Regions from separate parts of the Homo sapiens genome. Here regions 1, 2, 3, 4, 6 and 7 are each linked to region 5. The links are chromatin loops, found by intact Hi-C in ENCODE. Cell type or tissue: PC-9. All regions are shown on one strand.

Region 1 (4,000 bases), 220 kb before region 5:
TGCTATAAATTGACCATTCCCTATTGTGTTTGTCTTTGTTATCTCTAACCAGTAGAGTGAATAGTGTGATGATGTGAAAAGGTTTGATCTGTACTGGCTGTTTCCCAGTCTCCCTGGAAATACCAGCAAGATAAATTCCCCATTGTGCTGGATGATTGTGAGTGAGCTACAAGCAGAACTTGATATGCTGAAACATAACACAATTTGTAAGACATTACTGAACTTCTTAGGCAAAAGCAGATATCAAAGTATATGTTGATTAAATGCATATTGCTGAGATTTTCTTCCCCTGAAATTCACCTACCCAGATGATAAGTAATTGCACCACATCTCCTACTTTCCCTGTTAATTCTAGAAGTCTGTAAGAGACGTGCTTTGTGTTACTTCATCTTACTGCTTCTATCCTTTTGTAAATTACCAAAGATCACTATTAATTTGAGCTCATGACATCTTTCTGATATTTTCCTTTGGTACATGTGGAACTGAGTGATAAATGTGGTTCTTTGTCATGAGCACTATGGTCGTAATACCTTCCATTTATATTTGTCCCTTCCTTTGATCTCTTCTTTCCCCTGTGCATCCTGAATCACTTCAGGCCCCCATCTCTCTTTGGCAATCATGATTCCTTCCTGTATTTGCCCCTGTTCTCCCCATCTCATGCCAGCCTTCACATTGTCTTTGGTAAACTTCCTCAGACATGCTGTTCACAAAGCTTAGATGGCTCTGCACTGCCTGGCTGTCATGTTCAATCTCACAGAACGCTATGGTGTCCCAACCTGTCCTCATAACCCCATTCTCCACTGTGGCACCTCATCGCAGGGTGCGGTCAAGCTGGAGTTCTTCATATCCCCAGAACCATCATTCCTCTGCATCGTGGCCCTCACTCTTTCTTGGGTCTGGGAGGCCCTCTCCTCATCTCTGCTGACAGCAATCTTACTTGTCTTTATGACCTGCTGCAGCATGAGACACTCATGAGGTCATCTGTGATTCTTGCTCGACCCTCTGCCTCAGGCAAATCAAATTTTCTTTTCTTTTCATTCCTATTATTATTTTTCTTTATTACTAATATGGCAGTCAATCTCCTATTTGAAGTACAGTTATTCTCATGCATGCTTATTTCATCCACAAATTTCCAAATCTCCACAAAGATCAAAACTACCATTGTCATCTGTGTCTCTTCAAAGTGCCAGACAGGTGTTGTTGTCATTGATGAATTAGCATAGCACTTAATGATTTACAGAGTGCTTTGACAAACATCTGTTCTCTCATCTGCCCCAGCCAAGTCTCACAGGTAGGCTGAGCAGGTATTATTGGAATTACATAGATGAAGCCACTGGGGTGCCAAGAGATTGTGTGCCAAGAGCTTAGTTGCCAATCGGTGTGGACAATAACAATTGGATGCCTGCAATTTATCTCATTTAATCTTCATATCAACCATATGGGGAGGGTAGTGTCACCTGTGCTTTACAGGTGGGGAAACTAAGGCCCAGGGACACTTGGAACAACTTTCCTAATACCCTAACTAGATTGTGACAGAATGGGGGCTCACAGCCAGTCTGCCTAACAAGTAGCACCTACCTTTTTCCACTGAGGGGTACTCCATTTCTCTAATTTGGCATTGAAGATAATTAAATATGAGATTAGCAAGTGTGGCTTCTCTTTAACGTTTAGTCTACACCTCTTGGGGCAAACATGGGTGTCTGATCATTTGGGGACTGTGGACTTTGGAAGCATCGCCCCAGGACCTCGGTGTCCAGCAGGGGGAGTGGGAGAGCAGCATCTATCTGGTAAGAGGTATGAGCTCCTGTCCTGGTGCTGGTGGCTTTGCTGTCTTAATATCTCACTTGGCTTCTGGCTGGTAGTTCAACATCAGTGGTTTGCTATTGTTTTCCCTTTGCTACGAGGAAGGCCTCTGCCATTACTGTTGACCTGTCTTAGATGGCGCGAGAATTGATGTCACAGAGAAACGCTGTCTTTGATTCCCTGTGCTTCATAGGGCAAATAGAATGAGAAGCCACATGGGTTAAGAAGCCCACCTGAGAAAACATGGTAGGACTATAGTATGTGTTGTCTTGTCTTTTCTGGAACAAGGGCAAGCACAAATAAAAATAGAACATGGGAGATGGTATAAACTAGTGGGGAGACTGGGCCCCTGACAGGCAGAGTGTAGAAGGCAGATGGTGGAGGTGGGCCAGGGGAGGGGCACAGAAGGCTCAGGAGGCAAGTGGTGAGGCCACAAGGGTCCAGGCGGGTAGCGATGGGCTGAGCGTGGTACTGCATGCCTTGGCAGCTGGTGGGTTATGTTTGGCCTGCAGAGATAACATTGAAGTAGAGATGGCAGGGATACAGTTGCGGTTGAAAGCTAAGTAAGGATGCAACAATGTACAAAGCTCCGAACTGTGGCTGGAATTGGGCTTTGAGGCAGGGAGCTGGAAGTCTGGAAAGATGAACTGGGGCCTGGCATTGAGCTTGTCAGCATGGGGTTAGGGGAATGCTTATGGCATGGAGGAGGGGATGTACTCATAACCCTGAGAAGGCAGGCTGATGCTGGCAAGCAGGTAGTGGTGAACGCCTAAGGAGGATGGCACCAGAGAGGACCATGGCTTGGCAGAACTTGCTGCAGGAGTCCTGCACCTCTCTTTTCAAGGTGCCCATCTGTAGTGCTTTCTGAATCCAGCTCCCCACATTGTTTGTCCTCTGGTGGGCCTGCAACCAGTTCTGTTCTAGAATTACTTGCTTAGTGAAATGTTGGTAGATGACACATTGCACTTTGATGGTAGGAGTGGGGGCGATAAATTTTGGAATTAAAAATTCTTCCAGAGCCAAGCAAATACAGCTTTTTTGGCCAGTGCCTGGATGGAAGGAACAGACACAAGTGCACAGCAGTGTCACGTACATTACCTCACAGAGGAGGTATTTTGAGATAGGAGCCATGCTTTACGCCCCCTCAAGTATGCCTTGCTAAACATCCTGATTACTCAGAAGATGGTCATCTGAAGCCGAGGGGTCTAAGATTCCTGGTGGCCACCTTGACTTGCCTCCCAGCAAAATCTGCTTTCTTTTTAATTTCCCGGTCTTCAGCACAAATGCATTCTTCTCTTGATTTGTGACAGGCTGAGGAGAAATTATTAGGTTCCTCTTCCTTCTGTTGTTGACTGAGATTCAGATGCGCATAGGTTTGAGCTTCTCTGATGACCCAGGGAATAGTTCCAATTATTTAGTGGAAATGAAGCAACTGTTTCAACATGAGACCCACAGAACTTAAGAAGACATAGTGCCAAGAATTCATTTCCAAGTAGTTAGGGAAACCATTAAGCATTTTTGGTTACTGATGCCAAATTAAGAAACTCACTTAAGCTAAGGCTCATTGTTGGCTTATCAAAATCATAGTTTTGAAAACTCAAAGCATTGAAAAAATGTTCTTTATTAAAACCAAGGAGAAGAAATATGTCTAAATGAATTTTTTTGATGCAAAATCATGATGTGTGTTTAAAAATAACATCCTCCCCCCAATTTTAAAAGTGGTGAATGCTCATGGTAGAAAAAATTGGGAAATATGAAACTAAAAAATTAATTAAGAACATAGCATCTGTAATCTTCTACTTAGAAATGTCCTCTCAAGATTTTAGTGGATTCATTCTGGGCTTTAGTTTTCAGTGTGTGAACTGGCTTTTGTTTTTTTTCTCCCAATAATGCTATGTAGTGAACATTTTCCAGTGTCATTCAGAATAATTACAAACCTTTTAAATGGCTGCATAATCACTGTGTGAATGTGCCATTATTTAATTTTTCTATTTTAGAAATATTCATCTTGAAATAATTTGTCTTACCCAAAGTTGCAAAAACAGCACAAAGATTTTTAGTATACTTTTCAGCCAGCTTTTGCAAATGTTAACATCTTGCATAATCATGTACAATGATCAAAACCAGAAAATTAACTGTGATACAATATTTTAATCTTCAGACCTCACCCACATTTCATGAATTGTTCCACTAATAT
Region 2 (4,000 bases), 620 kb before region 5:
ATGAAGTTTGGCTAGAATACTCGAATACTTTAAACAATGCCCAAACTCTCCTAGTTGTAGCTAAGTTGGTAGTTGATTTCTTTATTTGGCATTCTTTTGGTTTTAGAAAATAATAGTTTTAGAACATACTTTAAAAATGCACAATTTTTCAGTTACCTGAAATATTAGGTTTCTTTTTCACTGGTGAATAAACAGAAAACATCCACTGCCCTGATGATTCCCAAACCTCCATATCTTTTACAATTCCTTCCCTGCAAAAAAGAAAAAAAAAAAAAGAGTAAAGGATCTTCTTAGCTGCTTGGTAAAATTTATTGTTAATGGTTTTCCACAACTGAAAATTTAAATTCTAGTAAATACTTTTCCATTATATTTTCTGAAGAGTGTTCTTTAAAGCACAAGTTTATAGAAGTGTGAACTATATTTCATGGTTACAAATAGTATTATAATGTCAGAGAAGTTAATGAGTTTGGCTTTCCAATACACTGACCCATTAACCAATGTTAATACATAACATTGGTTATGATATGTAACCATATCATATGGTATCATTGGTATGATATGTAACATTGGTTATGATAGTAATTACATAAATACTATCATAGATACCATACTTTTTTTAGGAATTAAAATCTAAAATACTAACTTTAATCTTTGTTAATTATCACAAACATCAATAATCATTTAACTGGGAAGAACAAAGTACCACTTACGTGATACAGAATCATAATATTTTAAAAGTGGGTTATAGGACTTCAGAGATCATTTTATCTAATTCTCACATTTTGCAACAGGGGAAACAGACCCACATCCATACAACTAATCTGTGGTAATGCCGTGGGTAGATTCGGCTCTAAATTAAAGTTTCTCCCTACTTAGACTATGTCAATAAAAGGAGAATTATCACAGAGAAAACTGTATTAAATTTAGAATTGCAACAAATGCAGAAAGGAAGGTTTTGTTTGCTCATTTACTTAAAAAAAAATCGGTTGTATATGGTATATGACTCAACATGTCTACAACTGGTTCTGATTTAATTAGGATAAGTAAAAGACTAACCAATTACATTTAAATTCCATCCTAGTCACCATGAGTTGAGAGAACATTACAGATAGCCAAGCATTGTTTTGACACCAGCCATAAATTTTACCATAAATATTCTCAAGAAATGTCATGTATCTACTCCATAATAAATGTAGGAAATCAAATGAGATCAGTTTGAATAGGATAATCCAAGTAAAAGTTTTAGAAAGAAATAAGATATGTGGCTGGGTATGGTGGCTTATGCCTATAATCCCAGCACTTTGGGAGGCTGAGGCAGGCAGATCACTTGAGGTCAAGAGTTCAAGACCAGCCTGGCCAACATGGTAAAACCCTATCTCTACTAAAAACACAAAAAATTAGCTGGCTTGGTGGCAGGAGCCTGTAATCCCAGCTACTTGGGAGGCTGAGGCAGAAGAATGGCTTGAGCCCAGAAGGCGGAGGCTGCAGCGAGCCGAGATTGTACCACTGCACTCTAGCCTGGGCAACAGAGCAAGACTCCGTCTCAAAATAAATAAATAAATAAATAAATGAGATGGTAAAATGACCTCCAAGTTCACAAGTTGTTCTAAATTACATCATACTTTGTAAAGGACTTGTAAGTTAGAATGAACTTAAGCAGGACTAATCTTAGAAAGATATTCACAATATAGTGTTATCAACACAAAGTGGAAAAAGCGTAATTACCCCTAGGAAGGCACTCTACTATTATAGAAAGATGATATATTTTTAAGTGAAATAAAATCTAGGGTAATACACAGCAAAAGAGTGGCTATCTATGAGTGATAGAATTGTGGGTGATTTTTCTTCTTTTTGCTACTCTGATTTAAAAATAATGCATTATTTCTTTTTTTAAAGAAAATATTGTATTGTGAAAAGATGTTACAAAAAAAGAGAAACAACAAAGATTGTAGGTGAAAAAACATAAGCAAATGGATAGTAATTTTCCTGAAAACTTTCACTTACAGAAGTTTCTTTTCATCTTTCTGCTCATCAGGACTAAGTGAAGCAAATGGGTTCTCAGACAATCCAAAGCCTTCCTTCCTGTTAGTTGAAGCTCCAGAATCAAAAGAACTGAAATATGGCTTTTCTTGATCTCTGCTGCCCCCCCATGGTGTGGATTTGGAGAAACTGGATGGCTGGATGACATTGGAATATCTCTGGCTAGTTGTATTCCATCCACGTCTATTATTACCTAAAATAAACAATAAAACAAAATAATTTTACTAGCAACTTTTCTTTCTATTTTCTTTTTAATTGAGATAGGGTCTCACTCTTTTGCCCAGGGTGGAGTACAGTGGCATGATCTTGGCTCACTGTAACCTCAACCTCCTAAGCTCAATCGATCCTCCCACCTCAGCCTCCTGAGTAGCTGGGACCACAGGCGCAAACCACCATGTCTGGCTAATTTTTGTACTTTTTGTAGAGATAAGGTCTTGCCATATTGCCCGGGGTTGGTCTCAAACTCCTGGGCTCAAGAGATCCACCTGCCTCAGCCTCCCAAAGTGCTGGAATTATAGGCATGAGCTACTGTGCCCAGCAACTGTTCTTTAAAATCTCAAAAATCTTCATTATATCTTAGTATGTCTAGACAATATAGAAAGATTCAACAAGCACTACATTTAAACTCATTTTAAATGACAATCTCTTCATTTTTTATTTATATACAGTAGTTAGGTTGTAATATCAACAAATCACATAGTGGCCAATTGCATTTTTGTTTGAGATTGAGAAGAAAATAATATAGAAAAATAGTGATATATTACTAAATTCAGCTGACAAAGCTTATTAAATGAACAACTGCTTGATAGTTAAAAGTTGACAGAAGGCATGCATCATAAATCATAAACTCCTTCAGGATAAAAACTTGGGTTTTTATCATTCTTTGCTCCCCCACCAGGCCCTATACTGTAGTAAAGGCTGAAAAATGGACATTGAATTAAAGTTTCTCGAATATGAAAGATTACATTCTACCCTCTGTTTTTGTACAGATGCTTAAGTCTATTTGACGCAGTCTTTTCTCTGGGCAAACACCTACACACCTATTTTCACAGAGAGATTATACATGGTATTTACATGTGTACAGAATGCATGTAGTTCCTCTACCAGCTTTCCAATATTTCATAAATATCAAAATGAGCCAAAAAGATTCTCTCCTCTCTTTATATATTGGTTTTGTTTTGTTTTTTAAAATCATTTTAGCAATCTCATTTACTCATCACTTCCTAGTTGGGGCCAAGATTAAGGTAATTCATCTTGTTTCTGACTGAATAAAGAGATAAGCCATTAATTATATTAAAAGTTAGAATGACACACATGCCCAGTTGTGAAAGTTCATCCTGCAACTCTAAACTACCCTAAAAAAAAAAAAAAAAAAAGTGGAGATTGCTAGACCAGATCCCTCAAGTAGAAGTTAATGGTATCTTCTTCTTCTAAAGTTCCAAATTCACTGGGGGATGATACAACTGAAGAAACTCACTTCCTCCTTTTTTTTTTTTTTTTTTTTTTTTACATTGCTTTTGGTCTTCATACTTATAATTCCAGAAACATTCATTTGTTTCTGGGAGCTAAATACAATTTGTCTGCCAAATTTTGTTTACACTCACATTCATCAGACATGAGTCCTAATTTTCGGTCTGAAATATTTCACTAGATTAATTGTGGAGGAAATAAAAGGACTGTCTTCCCTGAAGTGGGATCAGACGTGAAACCATCACGCAATACAAGGTTTAAAGGTTAGATGAGGCCCGCCGCGGTCGCTCACGCCTGTAATCCCAGCACTTTGAAAGACGGAAGCGGGAGTATCACCTTAGGTCACGAGTTCGAGACCGGTATGGCCAAAATGGCAAAACCCTGTCTCTACTAAAAATACAAAAATTATCAAGGGCATGGTGGCGGGCACCCGTAATCCCAGCTACTCGGGAGACTGAGGCATAAGAATCGCTTGAGCCTGGGAGGCGGA
Region 3 (4,000 bases), 110 kb before region 5:
GGATTGCTTGAGGCCAGGAGTTTGTGACCAACCTGGGCAACATAGTGAGATCTCATCCCTAAAAATAAAAAATATATTAGCTGGGCTTGGTGGCTCATGCCTGCAGTCCTAGCTACTTGGGAGGCTGAGGCAAAAGGATTGCTTGAGCCGAGGAGTTCAAGGCTGCAGTGAGCTGTGATCACTCCACTGTACTTCAGCCTGGGCAACACAGTGAGACTTTGTCTCTAAAAGAATTTTTTTTTTTTAATTTTAGTTTTTGAAAAAGTTAAGCCAGGCATAGTGGCTCATGCCTGTAACCCCAACACTTCGGGAGGCTGAGGCAGGAGACTTGTTTGAGCCCAGGAGTTTGAGACCAGCCTGGGCAAGATGGCAAGACCCTGTTTCTATAAAAATAATAAATAAATAAATAAAAATAAAAGTATTGTTAAATAGTATTAAAGAAATTACAATGGTTCCCTGTATCACTCTTCACACTCTTTCGTTGCTTCTTCCTAGAGGCAACTACTTTTGATTCTTTTAGCCATTTCTTCTTGCATATACATCTCAGTACTTCTAAATGATATGCCTAGATATACTGTTTGCAATGGTGACTTTTAGACATAATCATCTGTTATGATAGATGAACATCCAACTCTTATACTATCCTTCCTTATTGTTCCCATGCCCCACCCTCCCAAGATAATACAATTTTTGATTAAACTTCTGTATTTACCTAACTTTTTATGCAAATACAATTTCCAGTTGAGCACTGTGAACTATGGTTGCCTTTTCTAGTTTTTCCTGAAATTGTTGCCTTTTTTCCTATTTGCCTAATTTTCTTTGTACCTCTTCTAGCAGACGCACCTTCTAATAGACACCAACATTGGATGGTTTATCACTTTCTTTTTTTCTCTTAGGATAGCCCACTCCCCACCCCACCCCCGATCCCTTTCCTCTTCTGAGTTGAATGCTCTCCAGGCTGTTGCAGAGCTGTCATCTATCTTGAGTCTTTCCTTCACTGTGGACCTTGGAATTCTCTAGATTTTTCTCCCAAGTTGGATTCCTCATCTCTTCTTTTTTGGTTTACTCTCTTATTTTGGGGGAGAACATCCTCCAGTAATCAGGTTAAAAAGGATCTTCCCTTAGTCCCCAGTGTTGTGAAATTTCACAATAATCTGCCTGGATTATTCTGGGCCCTCAGTGGCCCCTTCAGGAAATCTGGAAACTTAAGTCTTTCACTTCTGAGAAATTTGCTTGAATAATTTTACTGACGATTTCCTCTCGTTGGCTTTCTTCTCCCTTGTTTGGAAACTCTTGTTAATCAGATATTCAGACCCCTGGATTGGTTCTCTAATATCTTCATTTTCTTGTTTTTGTTTTCCCCTCTGTCATTTTACTCACCTTTCTAGAATGCCTCAATTCTATTTTCTGGTCCTAGGTTCCTTTTTATAGTTTCCTACTCTTGTTTCAAAGGTATGTCATTGTCTCTTATTTCCCTGAGGGTATTCATGATACTTTTAAAGTTTTAGTCACTGTGTATTTTATTTCCTCCGAATTGCTTTTATCTATTTGTTTTGTTCTCCAGTTTTCTTGCCCTGGGCTTTCCTTAGACATCTGGCACCCTTGGATGTTTGTTCAGGATTAGAGGACTAAAAAGTGGATTGGATGCTCTCAACTTGCAGGCAAGGCTTGTTGACTTTGAGCTTCACTGTAGGGTGAGCTGGAAGCACTGTTTGTTTTAGGAAACTTTTTTGCTTCAGTATTTTCTGACCTTTTTTCATGGACTGGTCAGATTCCTCAGAAAGAAACCTTTCTAATCTCCTGCCAAGGTTACAAGTATGCTGTCACTGTTCTGATGGCCAATTGGGGAAACAGAGCTGGGGAAGAAGGGCTGCGGGTCTCACCATTTTATGGTTTGTGTTACTGTTCTCAAATCAACCGCTGTGCCAATTGACCTCCGGTCAGGAAGGATTCCTTCAAAGAATAAACCTGCCATCTTGTATGGGGGAGGGGAAGAGGACATACTCAGTGATGTGGAGCAGAGAGGGGAATGAAGGCTCTGATTGCTTCTCACACAGCTTTTACCCAGCCCATCCTAGATTGGTTTCTTTCACCGTAACCTTCAGTTTCAGAAGCACTATCTGAAACTGCCAGTTCCTGAGCCTGTTGAGGACTCTGCATTGTAAATTTTGTTGGTTTTCTGGTTTTGCCACTGTTGGCTGAGACCTCGACATTCTATGATGTGCTAAATTATGTCAGCCCTAACTACATTTGAGCTGCATTGTGTATCAGGATTATATTTCTCTCTCTTTCTCTCATTCTGTTTTCTTTATTCTCTCCTTCTGGGTATTGGCCTTCCTGGATGGATCCTGTTTTTAAAAAAATCTTCTTTCCCTTTTCAATCTCTTTGTCTCTATCTTATACTTCCTGTGAGATTTCCTCAAGTTTATTATTTAACCCTTTCATTGAGCTTTTAATCTCTGCTATCACATTTAGAATTCCCAAGAGCTCTCTTTTTAAAAATGATGTCTTGTTTCATGAATATATCTTCTATCTCTCTGAGGACATTAATATTACCTGAAAACATTTTTTTATCTCCTTGTTTATTTCTTCTGAATTTCTTATTTCTGTTAGTTTCCTTCAAGAGAGTTGCTTTTCACAAATATCTTGGCCACTTATTTATTTTTGTTTTTTAGTTATTTTTTACAGATGGGAGTCTCACTTTGTTGCCCAGGCTGGACTCAAACTCCTGGGCTCAAGGAATGTTCCCACCTCAGCCTCCCTAGTAGCTGGGATTACCAGCTTGTGCCACCCCACCCAGCACTGGTCACTTATTTTTAAGGGAGAGGCACTAAAATGTTGATTGGAAGCCTTATTTAGGGGGATTTCATTAGCTGCTGGGCTTCTCTGAAGGGTGATCTGGCAGGTCTCCCATTTTTTTCCATTGGAAGAACTTTAAATGTGCAAAGGCAGGTTTCCCTTTGATATTTAGTTTCCCCTGAGGGGAGTTGTCTAATCTCTTGCCTAAAGGACAGAAACTTGCCTTCCAAGCATTCTGAAGCTGAGCCTCCAAAAGGTTGACAACATGGGCAATATTGGTGTGGATGTGTGTGGACATGTTTCCTCATTCCAGTTTGACCCTATCCCCTAATCCTGTTTTTTGCTGGTATTGCACTCTGCCCACTCTGGTGGCTGGAGTCCTACAGGCAGACTGCCTTGGCTGCTTAGTGTTATTTTTTCTTAAAATTTGTTTTTGTAATGTCCTTTAAGTAGGTTTGGAGGAAATAAACACACATCTTTAACTCTTCAAGTAAAACTAGAAGTCTTGCTTTTATAATGATTCATATCTGCTTGGCCAAATCATGCCTTTCTGAACTTGGGTAATTGTTTACATGGAGCTTCACTTCCCTGCATCTTTTTCATCAGACAAAGCATACTGGAATTTTGATTCTCTCATTTAATATACAAATAAGAGTATTTTGGTGCTGGCTTTCAAGAAGTTGGGCTAGGCTTCCTCAGGATTCTGGAATGTGGGTCAATATATCAACTTCTGCAGGACAGCTGTGGGCAAGAGAAAGAAGGCTGATACATGGAGCAAGTGCACTTGCTGTGTGTGTGAGGGTGAGAGAGGGACATGGATGTGATGCGACCCGAACTGACTTGTATGCTGAAATAACAGCATGCACTCATCCTCAACATGGCACCCCTGCTCTGCTTGGGCACCTCTGGGAAGCTGCACTGATGCCCTTGAGTCACGCTTTGCTCTGCATTTGCATATCCAGATTGCCAGGTCCTCTCCTCCCGAGCAGAGTTTCTTGAGAAAGCCCAGGTGGTGCAGCATGGCCTTTTTGAAGGCTTGCCTGCAACTCCTGCTCCAACAAGAGGTCATAGCCTAATTAAGATAGTGTGGCCAGTGGTAAATCTCAATTCTAACTGGTGAGAACCATTGTTATTACGTTTGAGTGGGAATATAATTTTATTAAAAGCTTAAAAACAAACAAAACTCAAAGAATGAATGATT
Region 4 (4,000 bases), 490 kb before region 5:
GCCTCCACCTCCTGGGTTCAAGTGATTCTCCTGCCTCAGCTTCTGGAGTAGCTGGGATTACAGGAACATACCACCACCCCCGGCTAATTTTTGTATGGACTATGTTTTAAAGCAGTTTTAGGTTTACAGAAAATTGATTGGAAGGTACAGAGAGTTCTTATATATCCCACTTTGCAGCCTCCCAGGCCCACTCCCCACCTTCCCCTTCTTTATGATTTCCACCACTATTCACATCTTTCATTTGTTACACGGTACATTTATTACAATTGATGAGCTGATATGGACACATTATTATTAACCAAAGTCCATAGTTTACATTAAGATTCACTCTTTGTGTTCTACGTCTACCAGCAAATGTATGACATGCCTCTACCATTACTATCATACAGAATAGTTTTACTGCCCTAAACATCCCTTGTGCTCCAAGTTATCATCTGTCCCTCTCCTCAAACCCCTGGCAACTACTGACCATTTTCTGTCTTCATTGTTTTACCTTTTCCAGAATGTCATATCATTGGAATCATACAGTATATAGCCTTTTCGGACTGGCTTCTTTCACTTAGCAATATGCATGTAAGGTTCATCCGTATATTTTCATGACTTGATGGCTTTTTTTTCATGTCATTGCTGAATAATGTTTCATCATATGGATGTGCCACAGTTTATGTATTCATTCACCTGTTGAAGGATACCATGGTTTCTTTTGGGGATTGGCAATTACGAATAAAGGTGATATAAACATTTGTCTGCAGAGTTTCCTGTGGATATAAGTTTTCAACTCATTTGAGTAAATACCAAAGAGCATGATCGCTCCATCATAGAGTAAGATGTTTAAAATTTTTTAAGACTTGCCAAACTGTCTTCCAAGGTGTCTGGACCATTTTGTATTCCTACCCAGCAGTGAATGAAAGTTCCTTTTGCTCCACCAAATCCTCACCAGCATTTGGTTATGTTAACATTTTGAATTTTAGCCATTCTAATAGGTATATAGTAGTTTCTTATTATTGTTTTATTGATTTTATGCATTTCAAAGTGTATTAAAACATATTTCTACCTCCTGTATCCAAGGTTCTTAACCTTGAGTTGAGAGATGGAATTCAGGACCTTCATGAAGTTGTGTATAAAATTGTGTGTGATTTTCTGGATAATGAGTGGAGCTTATTTTTATCATTAGAATTTAAAAGAGATTTATCACAAAGACAAAGTACCTTTGTTTTAGACCATTTTATTATTATTGTTTTAATTTAAATCACTTTTAACAGTATTGTTTCAATTTAGATTCTGTGCTGTTTGAAAAGTTAGGCCATAGGCAATTGCACTTATAATTATCCAACAGATTTCTGGGGAATCGTTAATGTAACAATCACAATATTAGACACTGGAGATACAGAGCTCAAGAAAATATGATATCTGTTCTTAGGAAATTCATACTCATGTAACTCCTGTTATCAGCCAATAATCAAAGAGGAAGAAGAAAGGCTGCCCTGTCATTCTGATTACTTCTGGGTGCTCAGTCCTGATTGTGCCAGTAGATGTCACTGTAGTGTAGGACAGCTAACCTGATCAGTTAACCTGAAGGCATGGAATTCAGAAATCTCTCTCTTTTTGGTGCATGATGTACATTTTAAAAAAGTAATGTAGATTTTTTTCTTACCGACACAGACACAGAGCTGACATGAGTATAAAATTGTAGTTATTTAAAAATTTAGAGGATATTTTGAAGCCTAACTAAAAATATTTCTGCAAAAGAATATGCATAGCCAACAATATTATAATTTAACATATAATGTTTTAAGCTGGCAATTTGAAACTTCTAAGCTTTCATCATGATTTTAAAGGTAATTGGAGGATTCACATTAAACAAAAAGCCCAACAACAACCATTACTTATATTTGTTAGCATCTGGCATTTCTCTTGTAAAACCCAAAGACAAATTGAATACTTCTAGTAAGAGTGAAAGATTTAAATTTTAGCCTCTATGACATATATGTTATTTCAGAGATTCTTCTATTCTGAAACAAGAAGAATTCTGTACAAGGAAAAGCTGAACTAAAAATCAAAAGTCTTGCTTTAATTTTTAAAGTGCTTATTCATTAATCAAATAAATTATGCTCATACCCAAGATTTTTTTTTCTTTTCTTTTCTTTTTAAACGAGATAGGGCCTTGCTCTGTTGCCGAAGCTGGAGTGCAGTAGTGCAATCATAGTGTTGCAGCCTCAATCTTCTGGGCTCATGCGATCCTCCTACCTCAGCCTCCTCAGTAGCTGGGACTATAGGCACATGCACAGGCACATGTCCAGCTAAATTTTAAAATTTCTGTAGAGATGAAGTTTTACTATGTTGCTCAGGCTGATCTCAAACTCCTGAGCTCAAGCAGTTCTCCCGATTTGGCCTCCTAAAGTGCTGGGATTACAGGTGTGAACCACTATGACCGGCTGAATTTTTTTTGAAATAAAAATTTGAGTAGCAGTTGTATAGACTCAGACTCAATTACATTTAATGTTTTTTTTTTTGTTTTTTTTTTGGCTAGTCTCAAACCATTAAGGACCAATGAGATAAACTAATATACATCATGCTGAGGTGTAGGAGTTTTTCTTTATGCTGAGGAGCTAATATTCTGGATCCAATCACCCAATGAGAATGTCTAGCTTACTTTTTAGCATCCATATCCCAAGGAGGGTTTGTCAATGCAAACTCCTTTTCATATACAAAATCACTCTGAAGAGGTCTTTTGTTTCTAAATGTTCACCAATTAAGTGGGTGGATATTTAAAAGCTGTCTAATTTGTACTGGGAAGGTTGGCATGGGAAGCTCATTTTATGAGCCAGCATTACCTTAATATTGAAACCAGACAAAATAATTACACGTAAAAAAACTACAGACTAATATCCCAAATAAACATAGACCCCAAAATTCTCAAGAAAATATTAGCAAATTAGATGCAGCAATAAATAAAAAGGATAATGCATCATAACTAAGTGGGATTAATTCTAGGAAGGCAAGGTGGCTCAATATTTAAATCTAAATTAACGTAATTCATTATGTCAATAGATAAAAGAAGAAAAATTATAGGATCATCCCAATAGATGCAGAAAAAGCACAACAAAATTCAATATTCTTTCATGATAAAAACTGTAAGAAAATATCCTCAACTTAACAAAGGACATTTATGAAAATCCTATGGCTGACATCATTCTTAATGGTTGTCTTAGTTTGGTCTGTGATATCGTTTGGTGTGTCCCCACCCAAATCAATCTCATCTTCAATTCCCATGTGTTGTGGGAGGGACCCAGTGGGAGGTAATTGAATCATGGGGACAGGTCTTTCTCATGCTGTTCTTGTGATAGCAAGTAGGTCTCATGAGATCTGATGGTATTATAAGGGGGAGTTTCCCTGCACAAGCTGTCTTTTTGCCTGGTACCATCCATGTAAGACGTGACTTGCTCCTTGCCGTCCACCATGATTGTGAGGCCTCCCCAGCCACACGGAACTGTAAGTCCATTAAACCTCTTTTTCTTTCCAGTCTCAGGTATGTCTTTATTAGCAGTGTGAAAATGGACTAATACAGTCTGCTGTGACAGAATACAGATTGAGTAGCTTAAACAATAGACATTTAGTTTTCACAGTCTGGAGTCCGAGAAGTCCAAGATCAAGGTCCCAGCAGATCTGGTGTCTGGCAAAGGCACTCTTCCTTCTTTGCAGATGGCTGTCTTCTCATTGAATTCTCACATGGCCAAGAGAATGGTGAAAGACTAAGTGCTTTCCCCTAAGCTCAAGAATAAGTGAAAATTGTCTACTCTTACCACTGCTATCACCTTACCAGAGGTCATAGACAGGGCAATAAGGAAAGAAAAAGAAAAGACAGAGATTTTAAATGAAGAAATAAAACTGTTGCTATTTATAGATGAGAATCTGTAACATAGGAAATCCCAAAAGAATATACAAAATGGCTACTGGAATTTATAAGGGAGTTTAGCCAGGTTGTGGGATACAAGCTCAA
Region 5 (4,000 bases):
CTCCTGACTCTGAAATCTGCTTTTTGACTGGCTGACCACACAGCTTCCCAATGACAGCAGACAGGAGAGAGAGGAGGGAGGGAGGGAGGGAGGGAGGGAGAAAGGGAGAGAGAGAGAGAAGAAGAAGAAGAAGGAGGAGGAGGAGGGGGAGGAGGAAGAGGAGGAGGAGGGGGAGGAAGAGGAGGCGGAAGGGGAAAAGAGAACAGAAGGGAAGAGGGAAGAAAGAAACAGAAAGAGAGAACGAGTGCGCCCAAGCTGGAGCCAACAACTCTCCATACCCTCGGGTCTCCCTTCACAGGGCCTCTTCTTTCTGTGGCTCTGTGGTTCTCTGTCTTAGGATGCATTCTCACAATCACCTGGAGGGCTGGTCACAGTCCAGATTGCTAACTCCACCCCTAGATAGAGTTTCTGATCTCTTAAGTCTGCACTGGAGCCTGAGAATTTGAATTTCTTAGCTGTTCCCAGATATTGCAGGTCTGGGGACTCCACTGAGGACCACAGCTAAGTATAAACCTGCCTTTCTTGGAGCACAGTACTAGTACTGCAGAGAAGCTGCTTTAACATACTCTTTCTTATTCTTATGTATAAATTGACAACAAACAAACAAATATGGTTTTGTTTAACAATGAACCATCAAGCTTTCCTTTGTTGTAAAAGTAGAGATTTCACCTACTGCACAGGTTCAGTAAGCCCCGCGGCGGGCGGGGGGACTCCACATACCAGCAACCGTCTGCAGGAACCACGTTTTTTTCCTATGTGAAATGCCCTCTGAGAGCCGGCAAGTGACTAACATCCAGTCTGTCTCAGAACTCAACCTATTTGGAGAGTGGGTGTTCACAGCCAGCATGTGCTCAAGTTGGAACTCTCCCATGGATAAACTGTTATTAAAGCACTGCAGCGGCTGCAGGCTCAAGGACGTTTCTCTTCCAGGCCTGGCTGCCAGGATGTGAGGCCCGGGTGGAGGAATGCGCTTAGAATTCCATGCGGTCAAGAATTCTTCCCTTGAGCCCTGTTAGGCTCTGCTTCTCCGATTTCCACTTTCCCCTCCATTCTTGCCAAAGCTATTTACATCCTCTAACCAATGCTGTCTAATAGAAATATATTGTGAGCCACATATATAATTTAATATTTTTAGTAGTCACATTAAAAACATGAAAAGAAGCAGGTGAAATTAATTTTAAGAATATCTTTTATTTAACGTAATATATTTAAAAAATCATTTCAACATGTAATTAGTATAAAAAGCTAGGAATAAAATATTTTACATTATTTTTCCCTTATGGAGTCTGCGGAATCTGGTGTTATTTAACACTGACAGCACATCTCAGTGCAGAACAGCAATATTTCAAGTGTCCAGTAGCCACATGTGGCCGGCAGCTACCATATGGGAGAGTGTAGCTCTTTCTGCATTTAACTGCTTTGCGAGTTCAGAACCTAGAAAGAACCACTATGTGAAAGGCAGAGACAGCCAAATATTCATAGCTAAGCGCTGGTGTTATGTTTATTAAACATACAGATGCAGGTAGCCACAACAGGGCTGTGCCTCAGAATCAGCTGGAACACCTGTTAAGATAACTGCGGCCGGTGTGGTGGCTCACGCCTGTAATCCCAGCACTTTGGGAGGCCAAGTTGGGCAGATCACTTGAGATCAGGAGTTCGAGACCAGCCTGGCTAACATGGTGAAACCTCGTCTCTACTAAAAATACAAAAATTAGCTGGGTGGGGTGGCGTGAACCTGTAATCCCAGCTACTCAGGAGGCTGAAGCAAGAGAATCGCTTGAACTTGAAAGGTGGAGGTTGCAGTGAGCTGAGATCGCACCACTGCACTCCGGCCTGGGTGATAGAGCGAGACTCCGTCTCAAAAAAAGAAAAAAAAAAAAAAAAGAAGAAGATAACTGCCTGTACCTAATCGTATACCTACTTAATCAGAATGGGCTATGAGAGAGGGAATCTGCATTTTTAATAAGCACGTCGGGTAATTTTGCTGCATCCAGCCTAGGACTTTCCACAGAAGAACATTTCTGAATCACCAGACAGAGAAGTATGAAATCCCACCTGGGGTGCCAGGCTAAAGGAGAGAGGCCGCACAGCATCCAGCTCCTCTTCCTGTCTGCCATGCAGTCTAGTTTTACTCATACTTGAAACCTGATTTGCATGGATATGTGTTCTTAACAGAGAAACATTTTGATCATTTGTCAGGTTTAGATTACCATCCAATTTATAGAATAAATGCAGTTCACGTGGCTTTCCCATCTTGCTTTTGTGATTGAATTTAAAGTTTACGGGCCCCCTGTTTATATAGAGATTTGTATGCCGGTGCTGCCACCTTGTGCTGGAAGAGACTGTTGACACAGGTTGGAATAAACGTGGACTTGCCCTCTGCTGGTAAAGAGGTTAGAAACCCAGTGTATCCCCAGGGTTCTGCCCCATGTGGGCCTGCACTGATCATAGCCATGGCTGACACTTTTTTTTCTTTTTTTTTTTTTGAGGCAGGGTCTTGCTCTATCACGCAGGCTGGAGTGCAGTAGCGCGATCTTGGCCGACGGCAACCTCCTCCTCCTGGGTTCAAGCGATCCTCTTACTTCAGCCTCCCAAGTAACTGGGATTGTAAGCGTGCATCACCACACTCAGCTGATTTTTATATTTTTAGTAGAGACAAGGGTTTCACCGTGTTGGCCAGGCTGGTCTTGAACTCCTGACCTCAAGAGATGCACTGGTCTTGACCTCCCAAAGTGCTGGGATTACAGGCATGAGCCACTATGCCCAGCCACGGCTGACATTCTAAAGCAGTGGTTCTCCAGATATCTTCCCTGGGGCAGCAGCAACAGCATCCCCAGGCAACTCATTAGAAATGCAGATTCTTAAGCTCTGCTCCAGGCCTACTGAAATAGAAATCCTGAGGGCAGGTTCAGGATCTGTGTATTAACAAGTCCTCCAGATGATTCTAATACATGATAAAGTTTGAGAACCACTGCTGCAAACTAAAACAATGACTTTTGCTCTTTTCAGAGGCACAGATGCAATGAACCTCGTGGACAGTTGCCCTAAAAAATAGTAAAAGCACACGACGTGCCCAGACTTTTGTGACCGCTTTTGGAGATTTTATAGGACTACTTTTGGGTCCTACATGAGGTTGGACCCCTGCTCCCAATCCTGCCTTAACGGAGCTGGAAGGAAGGGGATGGGATGGGGGTAAAGAACAGGACATCCCCACATATATGCCATCAAGACAGCCTGGTTTAAGGCTCTTGGTGGTTACAAGAGCCACTGATAGCTCGTAAAATGGCTTTGTCCAGATTAGAAAAAGGTGCCTTTGAGTAAAGTTACCTTGAAACATCATACTATATCACACTATATCACTAATATAATCTCTAAAAATTATCCTTGTAACACTTAATGGATTATTAATGGAAAATTATCAATTATTTTTCAATGATTCATCTTACTATATATAGTATAGTACAGTATAGTATAGTATAGTACAGTACAGTACAGTATAGTATAGTATAGTATAGTAAACTACTATAGATGTAAGCTGAAAGCTTAATAATACCATCTAGGTAAAGTAACAAGTATCAGGTGACATAAATTGTAAGATGGAGAGTAAATTTAGCAGTGCTCTAATACAAAGGGGATGGACATTTTTTTAATATGCTCACCAATCATGATTATCAGTCAACTCCTATGTGTTTGGAAGCACAAGTAAACTAAAGCACAATAAAAATAATATGATGTTAATGTACCATGCTGCTAATCATTTGTAAGTTGAATAACAATCTGAACCTACCCCATCAGAAAGACACTTTACACTCATCTATCATAATATAGTAATTTTGTTAAAGCAAGATATCTTATTGCTATCTGTTTAAAAATTATTGTAATAAACATACAGACTGCCCACCTTTGGAGACAACAAAGAAAAACATATTTCAAAGCAGCGAAGATGTCTATGATGTGAGTAGCACTCCCTTTGAACAGCACCTTTGTGCAGTGCACAGCT
Region 6 (4,000 bases), 170 kb before region 5:
AATCCTCCTGGTTAGAAGGAATCATGAACAATGAATCCATCATCTAGCTGAAGTTAAGATGATCCCAAACAGACCTCCGGACAGGCGGTTACCTGAGATAGCCATCAGAACAAGACACACAGACCCTACACCACGCACCACTCCCACGTATCTCCCATACCAAGTTTCTCTTTAAAAACTACTGTGATAAATTTTAAAATTCAAGATGGTACTTTAAAATACTAGCTCACCATCTTCTTGGTTTACTGGCTTTCTGATGAACTGGCTTTTCCTCCCACCAACCTTGTCTCTCATGTCTGGCTTTCGAGTGGTGAGCAGCCAAACCAGGGTTCACTTAGATTATCCGTGCCTCTAGTATGGGTTCTCAGCACAGCCCACATTTCTTTTTGGAAACCTTATCACATTTATAGTCTTTATTTAATGTCTATTTTCCCTTCCATAGTGTGCTACACAAGAGGGCAGGGATCATGTCTACCCTTTCACCTCTTTCTCAGGAGCTTTCCCTGACTTATCTATGAAACTCAACCCATTTTTGTTTGAAGAATGAAAGCATCAGTTGATCGCAATTTCTCTTTGTTCTTTGACTTGACCCTAGTTTTGGGAAGCCCACTTGTGATGCGTGGTTTCTAGAAATCAGAGTATGTGGCTCTTTTCTGGCTCAGCTCCTCTCGGTTTTTGACCTCTGTGGACTTTCCCTTACCCAGAAGAACTCCTCCCCTGGAGGAAGAAGTCTGTAGCGGGTAGAATGGGGAAAAGCTTTATAAGGAGACAGAACTTTTATATTGCAGGGGTTAGAAAGGGGAAATCTGCACCAAATTCCCAGTGTCGTGTTGAGATGGATAAACGAGGCCATGTTAAGTTGTCCAGATTGCCTCTCTCACTACCACTTTAGGTCGGGGAGGGGAGAGGGCAGATGAAGATTATTGCCAGTGGCAAAGGAAATGGAGGTAGGTGTACATGCACTGGCTATTCATTGCCTTCTCTGGAAGTCCTTTGAGTGTTTCTTTCTAATTCTTGCTATTTTTCCTGAAGATGAAGATACATAAACACACAGAATTAGTGATTTCCCCTACCACTATATGCCTACAAGAATTGAGGTGTCTTCTTATCTTTCTTATCTTTGATCATCTATATTTTCTTTTGTTCAAAAAATATTTACTGGGGCCTTCATTGGTCAGGTTTGGGGCCATGGGCACAGGATGCAAAGATTAATATAGGAAAGAGTCTTTTTTTAAAAAAATTATTTATTTATTTATATTATTATTATTATTTTTTGAGACAGAATCTCCCTCTGTTGCCCAGGATGGAGTGCAGCCCCAGGCTCTACCTCCCAGGCTCAAGCGATTATCATGTCTCAGCTTCCTGAGTAGCTGGGATTATAGGTGCGCCACCACGCCCAGCTAATTTTTGTATTTTTAGTAGAGACGGGGTTTTGCCATGTTGGCCAGGCTGGTCTTCTGACCTCAAGTGATCCTCCCGCCTCAGCCTCCCAAAGTGCTGGGATTATAGGCGTGAGCCACTGCGCCCAGCTCGTCTTTTTTTCCCCCCTGAAATTAGTTTTAGGTCATGAAAGGAGTCTGCTTTATTGAGGCATCCACATGCTGGCTGAGAAGAAAAAAACCATTGATTTTAAGGTGTGGTACAATGTGGTAGATGCTTTGACAGGTAGATAGGTGCAGTGCTTTAGGAACCCAGAAGAGGGAGGCAGAACTTCTAGTTATTGTTTGGAAGCTTGTACATTGTTATGCTTTATACAGTGGTTGTATAGTCCCAAAGACTTTGATTGCATGTTTATAGGTATTCCCTATATTAACATGTTTTGGGATTTTCTACATCATCCCTCAGTTCCTGGGTAGGCAGTGGGACCTACAGGTTAAGAGTAGGGGACCTGTAGGTAGGTAGACTTGGATTTCAAATCTGGGTCCCTGCCTGACCTTCCAGCTGGGTGACTTAGATAAATTACTTAGTCTTCCACAACCAGAAAGGAGTGTGCAAGTGCTGGGGTTAAATGACGTGATGGATGCAACACATTTAATGATGCCTGGCATGTAGTAGGTGCTTATATGTATATATATATGTGTGTGTGTACATATATAGTATATATATATATCGTATACATACATATATAGTATATATACAGTATATAGTATATATAGTATATAGTATATATAAATATATAGTATATATAGTATATATGCATATATACTATGTATGCATATATAGTATATATATACTATATATATACATACACAGTATATATACTATATATACTATATATATACATACATAGTATATATACTATATATACTATATATACTATATATACACATACATAGTATATATACTATATATACTATATATATACATACATAGTATATATACTATATATACTATATATATACATTCATAATATATATGTGTATATATAGTATATATGTGTATATATAGTATATATGTATTATATATAGTGTATATATGTATTATATATAGTATATATATTTATTATATATAGTATATATATGTATTATATATAGTGATTGATTAGCTTTTTTTGGTCGTGGTGGTGGCAGTGACAAGAAACTTGTTTATATTAAGCTTCACGTGACACACTCAAAGTTGCTGAATTTTTTAAAATGCCATTTATTGGTATAAAAACCATTTATACATTATATAAATACAATATAAATATTTCTTTAAAAATATGTATAAGTTAGCCATTTATTTGAGGTAAGCCTACACTTTCCAAGAAATGATCTGGCTCTGAAACAAAGGATATTCAAACTGCATAGCCACTTTCCATTATTATTTCAAAACTAATACATAAAATGTTTCAAGTGGTACTTCTTAAAAATATAAATATGACTTACATAAATTAACTCAGCTTCACATATTTAAATATTAATAAATTAAAAATAATTAAAATAGTGTCCTAACGCTCATACTTTTAGTTCTCCATAGAGAACAACATAAGTTCTGTGCCCAGTGGACAGGTTTCTGACCAGAAGAAGGAATGCCCATTAACAACAACAATCTGAGGTGCCCATGCTACATTTGCCGAAGAGCCCTCAGGCTGGACTGCAGGAACTCCTTAAAGCTGCGCAGAATGAGATGAGTTGTCATGTCCTGCAGCCACTGGTTCTGTGCCTGCAGCTTCGTCAGCAGGCTGGCATTTGTGGTTGGGTCAGGGGTGGTTATTGCATCTAGATTCTTTGCCTGAAGGAAAATGAAAGTAAAAAGGATTGTTTAAATGTTGAATAAATCCTTTGCAGTGGAGGGATGCTCTGGGCTATGGGATGATGTTCAAATGTGAAATGTGGGGTGAATGAGATTAACTGGGGTGCCTGCTCTGAGTAGGACCCTTCCATAGCAACAAACTTCTTTTTTTTTTTTTTGAGTCAAGGTCTCGTTCTGTCACCCAGGCTGGAGTGCAGTGGTGCACAGCAACCTCTGCCTCCTGGGTTCAAGTGATTCATGTGCCTCAGCCTCCTGAGTAGCTGGGTTACAGGTGTATGCCACCATGCCTGGCTAACTTTTTTGTATTTTTAAGTAGAGATGGGGTTTTACCATGTTGACCAGGCTGGTCTTAAACTCCTGGCCTCAAATGATCCACCCACCTCAGCCTCCCATAGCGCTGGGATTATATCAGCACTGTGCCTGGCTCACAGCAACCAACTTCTAATCATCCCTTTGCTGTTCTGTCTCCCATTAGACCACAAGCATCCTGAGGGAAGCACCACTATCATTTTTGTTTGTTTGGTTTTGGTTTTTTGTAGAGATGGGGTCTTGCTATGTTATCCAGGCTGGTCTTGAACTCCTGGCCTTAGGAGTTCAAGGAGTTCTCACCTTAGGCTCCCAAAGTTTAGGGAATACAGGCATGAGCCACCAAGCCTGACCAGCATCACTATCTTATTTGTTTGTATTCTGTCATATGAAATAATGCCTGGCACATAGTTCATATTTAGTATATGAATGAAGAGCCCATACTTAAAGGCATTTTAAT
Region 7 (4,000 bases), 300 kb before region 5:
AGGCTAGGGAACAGAGTGAGACCCTATCATCTCTAAAAAGATTAAATAAATAAATAAATAAATAAATAAAATTAGAATATTCTGGTCAATGTTAAAATTAGAGAGGTGGAGTGTGGTCAATGATGTTTGGTCTCAATTCATTGGGTGTGGGATTTTGGTTCTTTTCCCAGTTTGTCCACCCTGAGGGGGACACATTTTCCCCACCATCCCCAGTCACTATTAAGAACAACTACTTAAGAGAAATGTGAAAACTAAGGGAAGAATTCAATTACTGTTAAACACAAAAAGACAAAATGTCATTATTAGTAGCAACAAAACTACAAGAGAATTTACACAGACCTGTTTTTTAAAGCACACAGTGAAGACAGGAAAAGGAGAGTTTTATGGAACATTTTGCTTAACATAAGGTAATTTTTTAAAAGAGTGCTTTATACAAGGTAAGATTTATGGTGCCACTTCCCACAATCTCTCCCCTTCCATTAAAAAAAAAAAAAATCAAAAAACCAAAACCCTGAAAGACACTTTAGTATACACACACACACACACACACACACACACACACTAAGATCAGGGATCAAGAAACTAGAACTGGCCGGGCACGGTGGCTCACGCCTGTAATCCCAGCACTTTGGGAGGCCCAGGCGGGTGGATCATGAGGTCAGGAGATCGAGACCATCCTGGCTAACACGTTGAAACCCCATCTCTACTAAAAACAGAAAAAATTAGCCGGGCGTGGAGGTGGGCGCCTGTAGTCCCAGCTACTTGGGAGGCTGAGGCAGGAGAATGGCGTGAACCCAGGAGGCGGAGCTTGCAGTGAGCCGAGATCGTGCCCCTGCACTCCAGCCTGGGTGACAGAGCGAGACTCCGTCTCAAAAAAAAAAAAAAAAAAAAGAAACTAGAACTATCCTTTATATGGTTCTTCATTAAGGAAGTTGCATTTTGATGAGATGTAGCATACCAAGTCCTTTTGCTCTTAACTAAAAAAATTTGGGGTCAGGCATGGTGGCTCAAACCTGTAATCCCAGCACTTTGGGAGGCCGAGGTGGGTGGATCACTTGAGATCAGGAGTTTGAGACTAGCCTGGCCAACATGGTGAAATCCTGTCTCTACTAAAAGTACAAAAATTAGCCAGACATGGTGGCACACGTCTGTAATCCCAGCTACCGGGAGGCTGAGGCAGGAAAATTGCTTGGACCCAGGAGGTGGAGGTTGCAGTGAGCCGAGACCACCACTGCACTCCAGCCTGGGTGACAGAGCAAGACTCCATCTCAAAAAAAAAAAAAAAAAAATTTTTTTTTTTACGTTTATTTAGAGATGGGGTCTTGCCATGTTGCCCAGGCTGGTCTGAAACTCCTGAGTTCAAGCAATCTACCCGCCTTGGCCTCCCAAAGTGCTGGGTGGGAGCCACTGTGAGAACCACTGCACCTGGCCTGCTCTTGATTAATGAACACACAGATGCTTGTAGAGTGGGCATAGCAGAGTGTTTACTAAATACACTCTGAAGTCTTTCATTTAAAATCTCCAGAAGTACTAGCAACTTGAGTATAGAATTTATGTCAAATCTTCTAAGTAGTGCTGAGTACCCCTGCACCTTCTGCCCTTCAAATAATAGCTGCTTATCTGTAAGTTTTTCCATTTTCAAGTGCTAATTTTATTCTTCTTTTCCCTGAAGGTCACATATGGTAAAACAGCAATACCTTTCTCTCTACTGGATAGTGAATCAACTGTTTTAGACCAGTACTGTCCAACAGAAATATAATACGCATCATGTATCATTAAAAAATGTATTTCATTTAACTCAATATATTCAAAACATCATTTAATTTGTAATCAATATAAAATTGAGATAGTTTACATTTTTTTCAAGTTAATTCTTCACTCCTGGTGTTTTTCACCCTTCAGCACATGTCAACTTGGTCTAGCCACATTTTAGGTACTCAATAGCACATGTGAATAGTGGCTACCCCATTGGACTGCAGTTTTAGATTCTGATTTCCAAAGTTCCACATATTTCTCACTGTGAGAGGCCTATAAATGATACAATGTGCTCTATTCTGCCTTAAAGAGTGGCAGTAACATGGCAGGGCACTTGTCCAGCTGCAAAATCAATGGTATGAGACTCCATTCCATCAGCTACAACATTCGGCTCTATTCCCAGAAACATACATCAAACTGATTAGACTGGATTTTGTCTTTGAAACAGATTAGTGTGGAGCTGTCCTGGAGATGGAGATGTCAACGGAGGATGATTCTGAGACAACTGGCCCCTTGCAGTGCAGATAAACTCCATTAGGGGGCCTTCTAGTCATGGTGGCATAATCCTGGATTGTGATTAATGACAATTTTGTAACAAAATATTGCCATCAGAACTTTCCAGTTTATGAATACGAGGTAAATTTTGGAAAGACAATCTTTTCTAGTACAAAATAAAAGTAAGCCTTTCGAACACATCTCTGGCTGTTCACAGAATGTGAGCATGGCTTTCGTCTCAAGAGGAAAAGTTACCCCTGGTTTTAGCTTGAAAATCAGCTGAGTAGGCCCAGGCCCACAGTGATCTGGTCCACTCACCTCCCTGCTCCAGAGGCAGTCTCCACTTTCTCTAGATCCCCATTTAGTTATGCAGACACCTTCTGTTCCATTCCTTTCTTCAAAGTAGAGTACTTGAGATCATGAAGGAAAGAAAGCTTACTCCTCGGCTTTAAAGAGCTTAGAATGCACATGACCACTCCCCTCCTCCATTAGAAAATTATGGCAATTGCCTGATTACTAACTTGCCAGTTGGCTCTTTGCTCTTAGGAAGCTCAGAGACAACTTGGCTGGAGCCTACAGCATGAGATCTAACAGTTAGGTTTTTTATTCTTGCCCTCTACTTGCTGAGCTTTTATCTGCTTCTAATTATTGTTGCTTGATATTTGTTATAAACCATGCTAAATTATTTTGGGAATGTGGTGGTGGGGGGGTAAAACTAGATTTTTTTTTTCAGTTTGCCCTAATAATTTAATCTTTCACATATTGACCCAGACATGAAATGAAATTATTCCTTACAACAGAAGTCAACCAGAGAACATTCTATTAAAACTGGCTCCGACTTACGTACTGAAATGAGTCACACTGTGAAAGCTCCAGAAAGGTAGGAACTGTCTCTATCACAGGACTTGACACAACACAACAGCAAATATTTGCCAAATTACACAATTAAGTATGTAAGGCTTAAGGACCTTCAAAAAGACACATATTTTAGTCTGGAATATTCACTTGAACTACAAAGATTTGGCTACTTTTAGGAAACAGAATCTATTTGTATCCAAGTGCTCAGGAACACCATGGAGTAAGACAAAATGGGATATGGCCATTCTCGAAATCAAATTGTGACTCAATCTACATGAACTGACATGTCAATGCCACAGTTGTTACACTGGGTCTTATTTACGTCACTATCTGGGGAGGTTTTGTGACCAGAGTTCTTAAATAAGATTTCCTATTTTCAATGAAATCATAACCACTAGCATAAAAATTCTATTTCCAATCACAATTTCTTTTATAGTCATAATTAAAGATTCACATGCCCAAGTTCCTCACTTGGAAGCCCTCTTTGAAAACTTTCAACTCCAGGTTTGCTTCTCTTCATGGCACTTGAGCACAAAAGGATGGTAGTTTAACAGTCCATTCCTGCTTTTAGCTCTGCTAAACACGTAGACAGGCAATGTACTAAGGTAAGCAAGTTGATTCTGCAGAACTGTGGTACTGACTGCAACCACTCATCCCATTTTCCTGGGTGATGCTATGTTTAACAGAGGTTCTATATTGGACAACTCTGCATTGCTAGGCTATAGGGTAAGGGGATTTGGTAGTGGGGGAGTGGCAGGGAAGGTATGAAACCTAGAATCCTAAGGGACATCTGAAGAACTCTGCTCATACGGGCAAGATGGCCTAACTCTGTTCATGTCAGAAAATGCTCTTGGTCACCAGGGCAGGGCTCAACAGGCCCTGTGGTTAGACC

Evidence for each region. Hi-C counts contacts between places; a loop is a spot of excess contacts. Peaks named below come from ENCODE experiments on the same cell type or tissue, not always from the same donor. Only the 100,000 strongest peaks of a DNase experiment are listed, where the experiment ranks them.
Region 1: a loop joins it to region 5, with 9 times the contacts of the local background. A loop is called at or near these places in 67 of 110 quality-filtered maps.
Region 2: a loop joins it to region 5, with 2.7 times the contacts of the local background. A loop is called at or near these places in 5 of 110 quality-filtered maps.
Region 3: it touches region 5 in a loop (7-fold over the local background); 15 of 110 quality-filtered maps call a loop at or near these places.
Region 4: it touches region 5 in a loop (16-fold over the local background); 93 of 110 quality-filtered maps call a loop at or near these places.
Region 6: a loop joins it to region 5, with 9 times the contacts of the local background. A loop is called at or near these places in 104 of 110 quality-filtered maps.
Region 7: a loop joins it to region 5, with 7 times the contacts of the local background. A loop is called at or near these places in 35 of 110 quality-filtered maps.

The regions. Positions count from the first base shown.
Region 1 is chr7:22,780,571-22,784,570 of GRCh38, reverse strand. No RefSeq gene overlaps it. Among named protein-coding and RNA genes, the nearest start is that of TOMM7, 40 kb to the left of the region's middle. RefSeq lists an enhancer at 2,027-2,527. In PC-9, CTCF peaks have their summits at 1,547 and 1,748 (motif pointing right); a DNase peak (open chromatin) is centred at 1,770.
Region 2 is chr7:23,183,303-23,187,302 of GRCh38, reverse strand. NUP42 (nucleoporin 42) reads right to left here. Exons shown (of 7, transcript NM_007342.3): 2 at 2,005-2,233; 3 at 157-251. Among named protein-coding and RNA genes, the nearest start is that of NUP42, 3.3 kb to the right of the region's middle. In PC-9, a CTCF peak has its summit at 2,112; no DNase peak of the experiment used is centred here; H3K4me3 peaks cover 1,193 bases; H3K27ac peaks cover 390 bases.
Region 3 is chr7:22,671,132-22,675,131 of GRCh38, reverse strand. No RefSeq gene overlaps it. Among named protein-coding and RNA genes, the nearest start is that of IL6, 54 kb to the left of the region's middle. In PC-9, no CTCF peak of the experiment used is centred here; a DNase peak (open chromatin) is centred at 1,601; H3K27ac peaks cover 1,822 bases.
Region 4 is chr7:23,053,317-23,057,316 of GRCh38, reverse strand. No RefSeq gene overlaps it. Among named protein-coding and RNA genes, the nearest start is that of HYCC1, 41 kb to the right of the region's middle. In PC-9, CTCF peaks have their summits at 1,342 and 1,542 (motif pointing right); a DNase peak (open chromatin) is centred at 1,496.
Region 5 is chr7:22,558,401-22,562,400 of GRCh38, reverse strand. No RefSeq gene overlaps it. Among named protein-coding and RNA genes, the nearest start is that of STEAP1B-AS1, 2.9 kb to the left of the region's middle. In PC-9, CTCF peaks have their summits at 669, 1,132, 2,118 and 2,326 (motif pointing left); DNase peaks (open chromatin) are centred at 380, 900 and 2,330; H3K4me3 peaks cover 909 bases; H3K27ac peaks cover 2,176 bases.
Region 6 is chr7:22,730,619-22,734,618 of GRCh38, reverse strand. IL6 (interleukin 6) reads right to left here. Exons shown (of 5, transcript NM_000600.5): 5 at 2,621-3,213. The coding sequence ends at 3,046. Among named protein-coding and RNA genes, the nearest start is that of IL6-AS1, 5.0 kb to the right of the region's middle. In PC-9, a CTCF peak has its summit at 1,705 (motif pointing right); DNase peaks (open chromatin) are centred at 1,688 and 3,118; H3K4me3 peaks cover 702 bases; H3K27ac peaks cover 1,067 bases.
Region 7 is chr7:22,859,207-22,863,206 of GRCh38, reverse strand. It overlaps SNHG26 (small nucleolar RNA host gene 26), which reads right to left. Exons shown (of 5, transcript NR_146320.1): 4 at 2,569-2,660; 5 at 1,771-2,321. Among named protein-coding and RNA genes, the nearest start is that of SNORD93, 4.6 kb to the right of the region's middle. RefSeq lists an enhancer at 3,498-4,000. In PC-9, CTCF peaks have their summits at 2,048 and 2,247; no DNase peak of the experiment used is centred here; H3K27ac peaks cover 1,030 bases.